Linked DNA regions of Homo sapiens: region 2 is linked to region 1. Evidence: chromatin loops called from intact Hi-C (ENCODE). Cell type or tissue: A673. All regions are shown on one strand. Links, peaks and the distances in the headings refer to the core of each region. The heading gives the core; the rest is flanking DNA.

Region 1 (4,400 bases), core at 214-4,213:
AAGAGAACAAGTTATGCAAAAGACAACCAAAATTATCTAGTTCAGTAGAGCTTGTCCCTTGCTGTATATTAGAACCATCTGGAGAACTGTACAAAATACCAGTACCAAGCTCTACTCCAGAATATTCTGATTTAATCTTCTGGGTGGGGGTCAGGCAAAATTATTTTTTAAATTTCTCCAGGGTGATTCTAAAGTACAGTAAGAGCAGAGACACAAAGATTTATTTGTGTCCCTTTACTATATAACGGTGTCTAACATGTAATAAGGCCCCCCAAATAATGGTTATAACAGGAAAGGATAGATGTGTTAATTAATTGATAAACATGTAAGTTAAACCTTTTTCTAGAAAGCTGGAAATATAAGCAAATATTCTGAGATATGAGCTTGATTTGCTCCTATACTTCACTTGGGTGAATTTTCTCAGTATTGTACAATGTGATCAATCACAATAAAAATAAAAATTGAGTACTGGCTCAAATGTAGACTCTGAAGATGCCATCAAAAAGGTGCGGTACTTCTAAAACTGCATGCACAAACTTTTTTATATTCCTCCCTTTAAGAGGTGGAGTCTAATTTCCTGCCCCTTGAGTGAGGGCTGGATTTAATGACTTGCTTCTAATCAATAGCATAAAGTGGAAGTTGTGGTGTGTAACTTCGGAGACTAAGTCACAAAAAGGTGCTGTGATTATTGCTCACTTTCTCTCTCTCTGTCTCTCTCTCTCTTTCTCTGTCTCTCTCTCTTTCTCTGTGTATGATCGCTGACTCTGGGGAAAAGAGCTGACATACTGTGAGGATGTTCAGGTAGCCCTGTGGAGAATCCCACATTGGGATGAACTGAGACCTTCTGCCAACAGTAATCTGAGTGAGCCCTCTTGGAAGCGGATCCTGTAGGCATGGTCAAGCCATCAGATGATTTCTCATGTGGTTGCAACCTTGGCTGACAGTTTGATCCAGCTAAGCCATTCCCAGATTCCTGACCCTCAGAAATTATGTGAATAATAAATGTTTGTTGTTTGAGGCTGCTACATCTTGGTGGAATTTGTTATGCAGCAGTAGGTAACTAACACAGGAAGGCATGATCCCTGGCCTCCACAAATTTACAATGTAGTTGGAAAAGTAGGTTATAGGCACAAAAAAAATAACAAACTACAAAAGAATTTAAACATTCTATCAGATGAACAGGACTGCTGTGGAGTAGAACTCCAGGGGATGACATCCACATGATGGTCTTTATGAACTGCAGGTCCTGAAGCACTGTGGACTTGACAACAAGTAATAATTTAAAGGAAGAAATCAAAGTTATAAAAGTTTGAATTGATAAGATTTGGGTAAACAGTGAGAAGACTATACAAGTCTCAAGATATGTCTGGGAATCTCTCATAGTTATGAGATGTCTGTTGAAGCCAATGATGTAGTTCCATTACATCATATTATATATATATCTATATAGAAATTAAGATCCGTTAATCTGGATCTATAATTAGCTCACTGAGATTGCATTCAGCATGCTACCAAAACAGACAATCAGTCAGATCAATAAAAAATTGCAGTTGAAGTAGCTAATTAATCATTGTGCAAGTTAAGTTTTCTTGGCTTTAATGTTAACATTGTTCTTGGCATTTGTTTCCTTGTTTTTGAGATGCAGTTTCACTCTGTCACCCAGGCTGGAGTGCAGTGGCACAGTCTTGGCTCACTGCCCCCAACCTTCGCCTCCTGGGTTCGATCAATCCCCGTGACTCAGCCTCCTGAGTAGCTGGGATTAGAGGTGTGCGCCACCATGCCTGGTTAATTTTTGTATCATTAGTAGAGATGGGGCTTCGCCATGTTGGCCAGGCTGGTCTCAAGCTCCTGACCTCAAGTGACCCTCCCATTTTGGCCACCCAAATTGCTGGGATTACAGGTGTGAGCCACCGCGCCTGGTCTGTTCTTGGCATTTTTTTATTGCTGTATGTTGTGTTTTCTTTGAACTGTACCAGCAGTGGGCCTCTGACCACCATTTGTACAAAACGACTTAGCACTGTCAAAGGTGATTAGAGATTGAAATTTGGATTTAAACTGGAACAATCTGAGATCCATTTGCAGGAATTTAGAATTAGGATTTAGGCCTGGTACAGTGGCTCACACCTGTAATACCAAGGTGAGCAGATGGCTTGAGTCCAGGAGTTAGAGAACAGCCTGGGCAACATAGCAAAACCCCATCTTTACACTAAAAAAAAAAAAAAAAAAAATTAGCTGGGCGTAGTGGTACACATCTGTAGTCCCAGCTACTCAGGAGGCTGAGGTGGGAGTATCATATGAGCCCAGGAGGTCGAGGCTGCAGTGAGCTGAGATTACACCACTGCACTTCAGCCTGGGTGACAGAGAGAGAACCTATCTCAAAGAAAAAGAAAGAATGGGGACTTAGTTCTCCCTTCCTTCCTTCCTTCCTTCCTTCCTTCCTTCCTCCTTCCTTCCTTCCTTCCTTCTTCCTTCCTTCCTTCCTTCCTTCCTTCCTTCCTTCCTTCCTTCCTTCCTTCCTTCCTTCTATTCAGGGTCTCGCTCTGTCACCCAGGCTGGAGTGCAGTGGCGCAGTCTCGGCTCACTGCAACCTCCCCCTCCCGGATTCAAGCAACCTTGTGCCTCAGCCTCCCGAGTAGCTGGGATTACAGGAGAGTGCCACCACACCTGGCTAATTTCTGTATTTTTAGTAGAGATAAGGTTTCACTATGTTGCCTAAACTGGTCTTGAACTCCTGGACTCAAGTGATCTGCCCACCTGGCCCTCTCAAAGTGCTGGGATTGCAGGCATGAGCCACAATGCCTAGCCTGGGGTACTTTCTTAAGTGGAGGATACATTGGTATATGTTGTCAGTAATTTTCTTCCATATTAACCGGGAAGCATAGCGATCTAGTTGAGAGACATAAAGGGGAGAGAGTTCTATAGCTTCCATGAAATATCCCTGTAACTTTATTTTGTTAATTGCCCTTTATCACTGCAGCTGGTTACAAGTAGATCTTTCTGCAACCAAAATAACCCAATTACAGTACCATTCATGATTTTACAGTTTAGACTATTAATATTAAAAACCACTTGAACTTTGTCTATTTCATATTATAATAGGGCCCCAATGGCAAAGCATCTATTATTTTGTACTTTAAGTGATTTTCTTTTTCCTAACTTCCCAAAGAAATGGCGCAAGTAAAAGAATTTATAAACAACATCTGTCTAGCTCATGTTATTGGTTATTTGTGTGAAAATTTGTCTTATTACTCACACAAGATTTTTTTTTCACCTTCTGGAAAGGAATAATCTACAATTTCCTGTAAGTAAAAAAGCCAGGGAATATTTTTTTATTCTGATCTAAGTTATTCCTTCACTTTTAATTATTACAACTACTATTACCCTATCCAGCCAGAAAAAAAGTCTGACCTCATATAAATAAAGCTTTAGAATAATATTGATTTAAAAAGTTTCAATAGTAATGGTAGGATAATTTAAATAAAAGGGACTGTCATACTCCCACATGAAATATAGATAAAAGAGTTAATAAGATAAACCTAAAAATAAGTTTGAAAAACTATAAGATTAATTGAATGGGTACAAGCAAAGACTAAGAAATCCAGCAATATTTCCCTCTATTTTCTTCTCCAGTAGTGTTTCAGATGATTCTGAATTCCACAGGAAGTGGTAAGATCTTTTCATGATCAGTTTTTCCTTTTGTTTCTGGGGAAGGATCATATCTGGCTTAGTGACGTCTATTGTAAGAGATTGTTTTTCAGAATATTTTAACTCATCTTTTGGGTAACTGATCTCAGGTCTGAAAATTGCAAAATGTTTCCAAATGCAGCTTGTTCCTTTGAGCATTCCTCTTTCATAATTCTAGTTATGAAACTAGTAACTCAGGCTATCTGTCCTGGTGCAGGGGATTTACCTTTTCATCTCAGGAAATTTTGAAGAATTTTATACGTGTATCAGAGTATCCAAAATTATTGTATTAGTCTTTTATGAAAAATTTAAGTTCTTATTTCTGCTTCTATCTCCTCTGGGATTTTCTTTATTGTGTCGTTTGTATTGCTTCTTGCACTTGGTGTGAATTTTTTTTTTTTTTTTTGAGAAGGGGTCGTACTCTGTCAACCAGGTTGGAGTGCAGTGGCATGATCTCAGCTCACCGCAACCTCTGCCTCCCAGGCTCAAGCTATCCTCCCACCTCAGCCTCGCGAATAGTTGGGACAGGTGTGGGCCTCCATGCCTAGTTAACTTTTGTATTTTTAGTAGAGATAGGATTTCACCATGTTGCCCAGGCTGGTCCCGAACTCCTGAGCCCAGGTGATCCACCCACCTGGGCCTCCCAAAGTGCTAAGATTACAGGCATGAGCCACCGAGCCCTGCCTTGCACTTGGTATGAATGCTTTATTATGGTA
Region 2 (4,400 bases), core at 91-4,090, 310 kb after region 1:
CCACCGCACGCGGCCTTAACCAGTTTTTTAAATTGAAAATCTAGTATGAGCCAAAAAGCTTTTTATGAGTGCTAGAAACAGCAATGAACAAGACAGGCAATTCCTGATCTAATGGAGTTGACATTCCATTAGAAAGGGGAAAAGGAGACAGAATACAATACATGAACAAGAAAATTTAGATATGGATATATGATATGAATAAACATAACAGTGATGAGACCCCGTAGGGGTGGGTCTTCTTGCGGAGGCCACTCTGAGGTGGTAACGTAAGAGTTGAGTGAGTCAATGCTGTATAAATGGAAATACGGATGAGCAAAACACTGGGGCAGAACTTTCCAGGCTTAGGTATTAACTAGAACACAGGATGTAGGACAAGAAGAAGCTGGGCATATTTAAAGAACTGTGCCCACTGTGGCTGTGCTGGGTGAACGGGGAGGTGGTAGAAGATGAGATCAGAGAATGGGCAGAGACTGATCCTGAGGGAGATGGAGGTCAGAGTCCCTCTGTTATGTGCAATAGGAAGACACCAAAAAGTTTTAGGGAAAATGATTAGAGTCAATTTAGTCTTTAAAAGGACCACTCCTGCTGCTGAGAGAACAGACTATGGAGAAAGGGGTCAGGTTAAGACCACAGGGAAGAGTTTGGAGTCCATAAAAGAAGAAAGGTGGCTTAGGTGAGCAAGATAATGGTGACAATTGACAGAAGGGATCACAAATGGGATAAACCCAAAAAACAGACAGTAGAAAAGCATTTAATTCCCAAATATGGTTAACTAAGGTTTTTTTTTTTCCTTTCTTTTTTTAAGAGACAAGGTCTTTATTGCCCAGGCTGGAGTGCAGTGGCGTGATCACAGCTCACTGCAGCCTCCAACTCCTGGGCTCAAGCAATTCTCCTTTCTCAACCTCCAGAGCAGCTGGGACTACAGCGTGCACCACCATGCCTGGCTTTTTAATTTTTTTCTCTGAGCATTTTTTGTAAAGAAATCTATACTTTAAAAGTTTTTAAAAATGCAAAAATTGAGAATTTGTACTCAAGATTTTCATTCAACCTTGATCTCTGTCTTGCAGAAGAGCGAGAATAAACGGGGGGTTGGGGCTTAGAGGTGCACTCTGGAGTTGTGGAATTTCTCATAGTTTCCACATCAAACCCCATAAAATCACTTGCACATGCCATCATCTACAGATGAAATGTGACCACAAAACCCACTTGGTTGTTGATATTTGACATGTTTCAGTTTGGCAATAACATTCGCCCTTACAACCAAAACATAGTGCCTGAAACCAAGCTCCTCCCCCATCCTGGCAGAACACAGAGTGTATGTTCCCGAAAGATGGTATCTGAATAGGGCTCTGCCAGAAAGGCAGTTCTAGACTGCACACAACTAGCCTATAGGAAAGGCTGCCCTGTCTTTGTGACTGATGTTATTTTGGTCTTTTACCTTTTGGCATTGGATGTGATATATGAAAAAGAACAGTTTCTTCCCTTGGGAGCTTAAAGTTCAGCCAGGCAGGTAGGCAACTACATAAAAGGCACTCTGCTGTACAGCAAGCAGATAAAGCTCAGGAGACACAACTTCCTGGGGTTTAGGTCAATGTAAATCTAAAAACCAATTTTGTAAGGACCACTCATTAAAAAGTTTCACAGAAGGAAGCAAGATTTCACAGAGTTACAAAGGAAACTAAAGAGAAGTCTTTAGTTCTAGCATGCTTACTATAGTAACAGAGTAAATGTTAAAACTGTCTGCAAGAAGACCATGCTATTAGGCTCCAAGGAAGTGGAGGGAAGAAGCACTACCGGGGTCTCTGAGGGCTCCTCTGTAAAGGGGTGGAGAAGGGGTTATGGAAACACCCTTTGGAGATAGACTTACTTGATCTGAGACCTGGGGCAAGTCACAGAATTGTTTAGTGTCTCAGATTTCTTACACACAATGCAGAGGCAATAATACATATACTGACTATGCCATAGAGTGCTGGAATTAACTTATCAAGTGTTTATCATCGTCCTTAGCAGTACTGTTTCATTAAATAAGTGTCTCTGTATTTTCACAAGACCAGTGCTCTAGCCCTTCAGCTATGGAGCCAAGTATCTCTGTATTTCAAAATATAAGTCTATTTCAAATTTCAAATGTACACACACACACACACACACACACACACACACACACACACACAAGCTCATACCATATGTATAATTTTCTAGATAGGCAAGCATATTATATATATCCAATTTTTAAGGTTATAACAATTCAACACAAGCAATGAGGACACAAACACTTAGAAAATACTCAGATCAGGGAAAAAAAACTCTTAAAAACTATAAACAAAATTACTGATGATGTCCATTACAGATAATGCAGACCAACGGAAACAAATTTCATGGTCTACATTACCTATAGTACAAGGAAAGGCACAGTTACAGGCTTGACAGAGCCAATTATTGAAAAAGGGTGGGGCCCCAAATTCTCCCCTCCCTTGCAGCTGATTTAAGAAAGCCTGAAGCACAGAAAAGCAGGCTCAGGGGCTCAGGTTCTCTGGAAGGATTCAGTGTTCAACTCAGGGCAGAACCTGAAGGGCCTCTGCATGTCGTGAGGTAGCAGGAATCCTCCTTGCCCTCCTCTTCTGAAATCTCCTTCCTCGGATCTTGTGTCTTGGGCATTTGAACATGATCCACTATGTATCTTCTCAACAATGCTGCAAATCAGGCATTCTTATTATTTTCCTAGTGATTTTTTTTCCACTGTAGTTGACAGATGTTACCCCATCAGTCTCTCTAATTCCAAAACTGAGACACTTCCCCCTACGCTCCATATCTGTTACAGTTCTTTAGAGCTCTCATTAAATATTCATAAAAACAACTTTTTTCATATGTTGCTTTTGCCTAGTCAGGGACATCAAGGAAGGAAGGCTTTTAAAGGTCAAGGATAGTTTATGTTACTGAAGCTGTAATAAAAGGTTCCAAACTGGTATTTTTTGGTAAAGTCTGGATTTGCCTCACAAATTTTCCTAGTAACGAAAGCTATGTTGCAAACATGATAATGTCACTGTAGCCTCATTCAGAATATTACTCACTCTTTCTGTTGCTTTGCTACTTCAGCACTTGGGAAAGTCTGAATTTCCCAGTATTGTGACCATGATACTATTTTTGTATCTTTAGTGTCCACTTATTTTCAATGTAGTGAGAACAGTCTATTTGAGCTGAATTTTGAAAGCTTGTTGAGGAAAAGGAATTCGATTTTATTATTAAGAGACTTTAAGAAAGACAAATTTGATACATAAAGGAAAATGTAGCCTTAAATAAAAAGAAAGCAAAAATAAAATAATATTTTTTTGGGGAATTCAATACCTTAATATGCAAATTTCACTCTATTTTGAGTACCAAAATCATTGTAATCCTCCAAAGCACACACTTGTGAATAGCATAATATTAATATTTTTGGTTGTAGAATGACTTATATAATTATTTGATAATTGCTAATTATAAATTTGTTTCATGATTGATTGCAAGTTTACATAAAGTTCAATAGTAACAATACCAAAAATATAAGGCCATCACAGAAATTTGGATTCAAGAAATGCAAAAAGAAAGCTCAAACTACAGCTCTAATTTTCTCCTAGATATAAGGTGATTAAGTTAGGTGCATTAGCAGGGAGTCACTTGCCTAGACCTAAAAAATTCAAATTAATCACAACATATAAATAAACACATGGATCAAAGAGAAACTTACTAATTCCTATTACCCTTTCAACAAACTTCAACAGGAAGTTCTCTTTCAAGGAAAGAAAATATTAGTGGAGGAGATGGGGGAGACCTGCCCCTTGTGTGGCAGCCCCAGGGCCCAGATTCCCTGCAGCAAACCTATGATCAGAGCCACCAGAATTGTTCCCCACTTCCTGTGCTTTGATTGCCTTCTTCTTTCATTGACAAACTTCACAGGTGTGGTCTGGTAGCCTCATCCATTTTCTTCCTATCCATTTACTCTTTAACCTTTTCTAATTTTCATCATTTCTCTCCAAGTTTCCAGGGACCTTGTTCTTGCCAAATTTGAGGACTAATCTCCTCATGATGCTCAAATCTTTCCATTTGAAACCTTTTTCCTTCTTTGGCTTCAAAAACTTTAACATTTTCCAATCCTCTTGTAGTGATCCTTCTCATTCCACATAGCGTGGTCTCTAAATACGTGAGTTTTGGAGCCAGACACATCTGGCTTCAAATTCTTCTTCCTTCAATGTTCTACCTATGTAAGTTAGGGTAGGTAACTGAATATCTCTTAGTCTCTTTAGGGATGATAACAGTACCCATCTCATCTGGTTGTTATAAGAGTAAATAATGCAATATGTGTAAATCACTAAATTCAGTGCCACAAAGCCCAGCCCTTAATGACATTAGTTATATGTATTCTA

Evidence for each region. Hi-C counts contacts between places; a loop is a spot of excess contacts. Peaks named below come from ENCODE experiments on the same cell type or tissue, not always from the same donor. Only the 100,000 strongest peaks of a DNase experiment are listed, where the experiment ranks them.
Region 2: it touches region 1 in a loop (3-fold over the local background); 1 of 110 quality-filtered maps calls a loop at or near these places.

The regions. Positions count from the first base shown.
Region 1 is chr5:91,178,013-91,182,412 of GRCh38, reverse strand. The region is part of intron 6 of LOC107986432 (a long non-coding RNA gene); the gene reads left to right. Among named protein-coding and RNA genes, the nearest start is that of LUCAT1, 130 kb to the left of the region's middle. In A673, for the core only: no CTCF peak of the experiment used is centred there; DNase peaks (open chromatin) are centred at 2,342, 2,592 and 3,692; H3K27ac peaks cover 2,077 bases.
Region 2 is chr5:90,870,195-90,874,594 of GRCh38, reverse strand. All of the region lies in intron 83 of ADGRV1 (adhesion G protein-coupled receptor V1), which reads right to left. Among named protein-coding and RNA genes, the nearest start is that of ADGRV1, 310 kb to the right of the region's middle. In A673, for the core only: no CTCF peak of the experiment used is centred there; no DNase peak of the experiment used is centred there.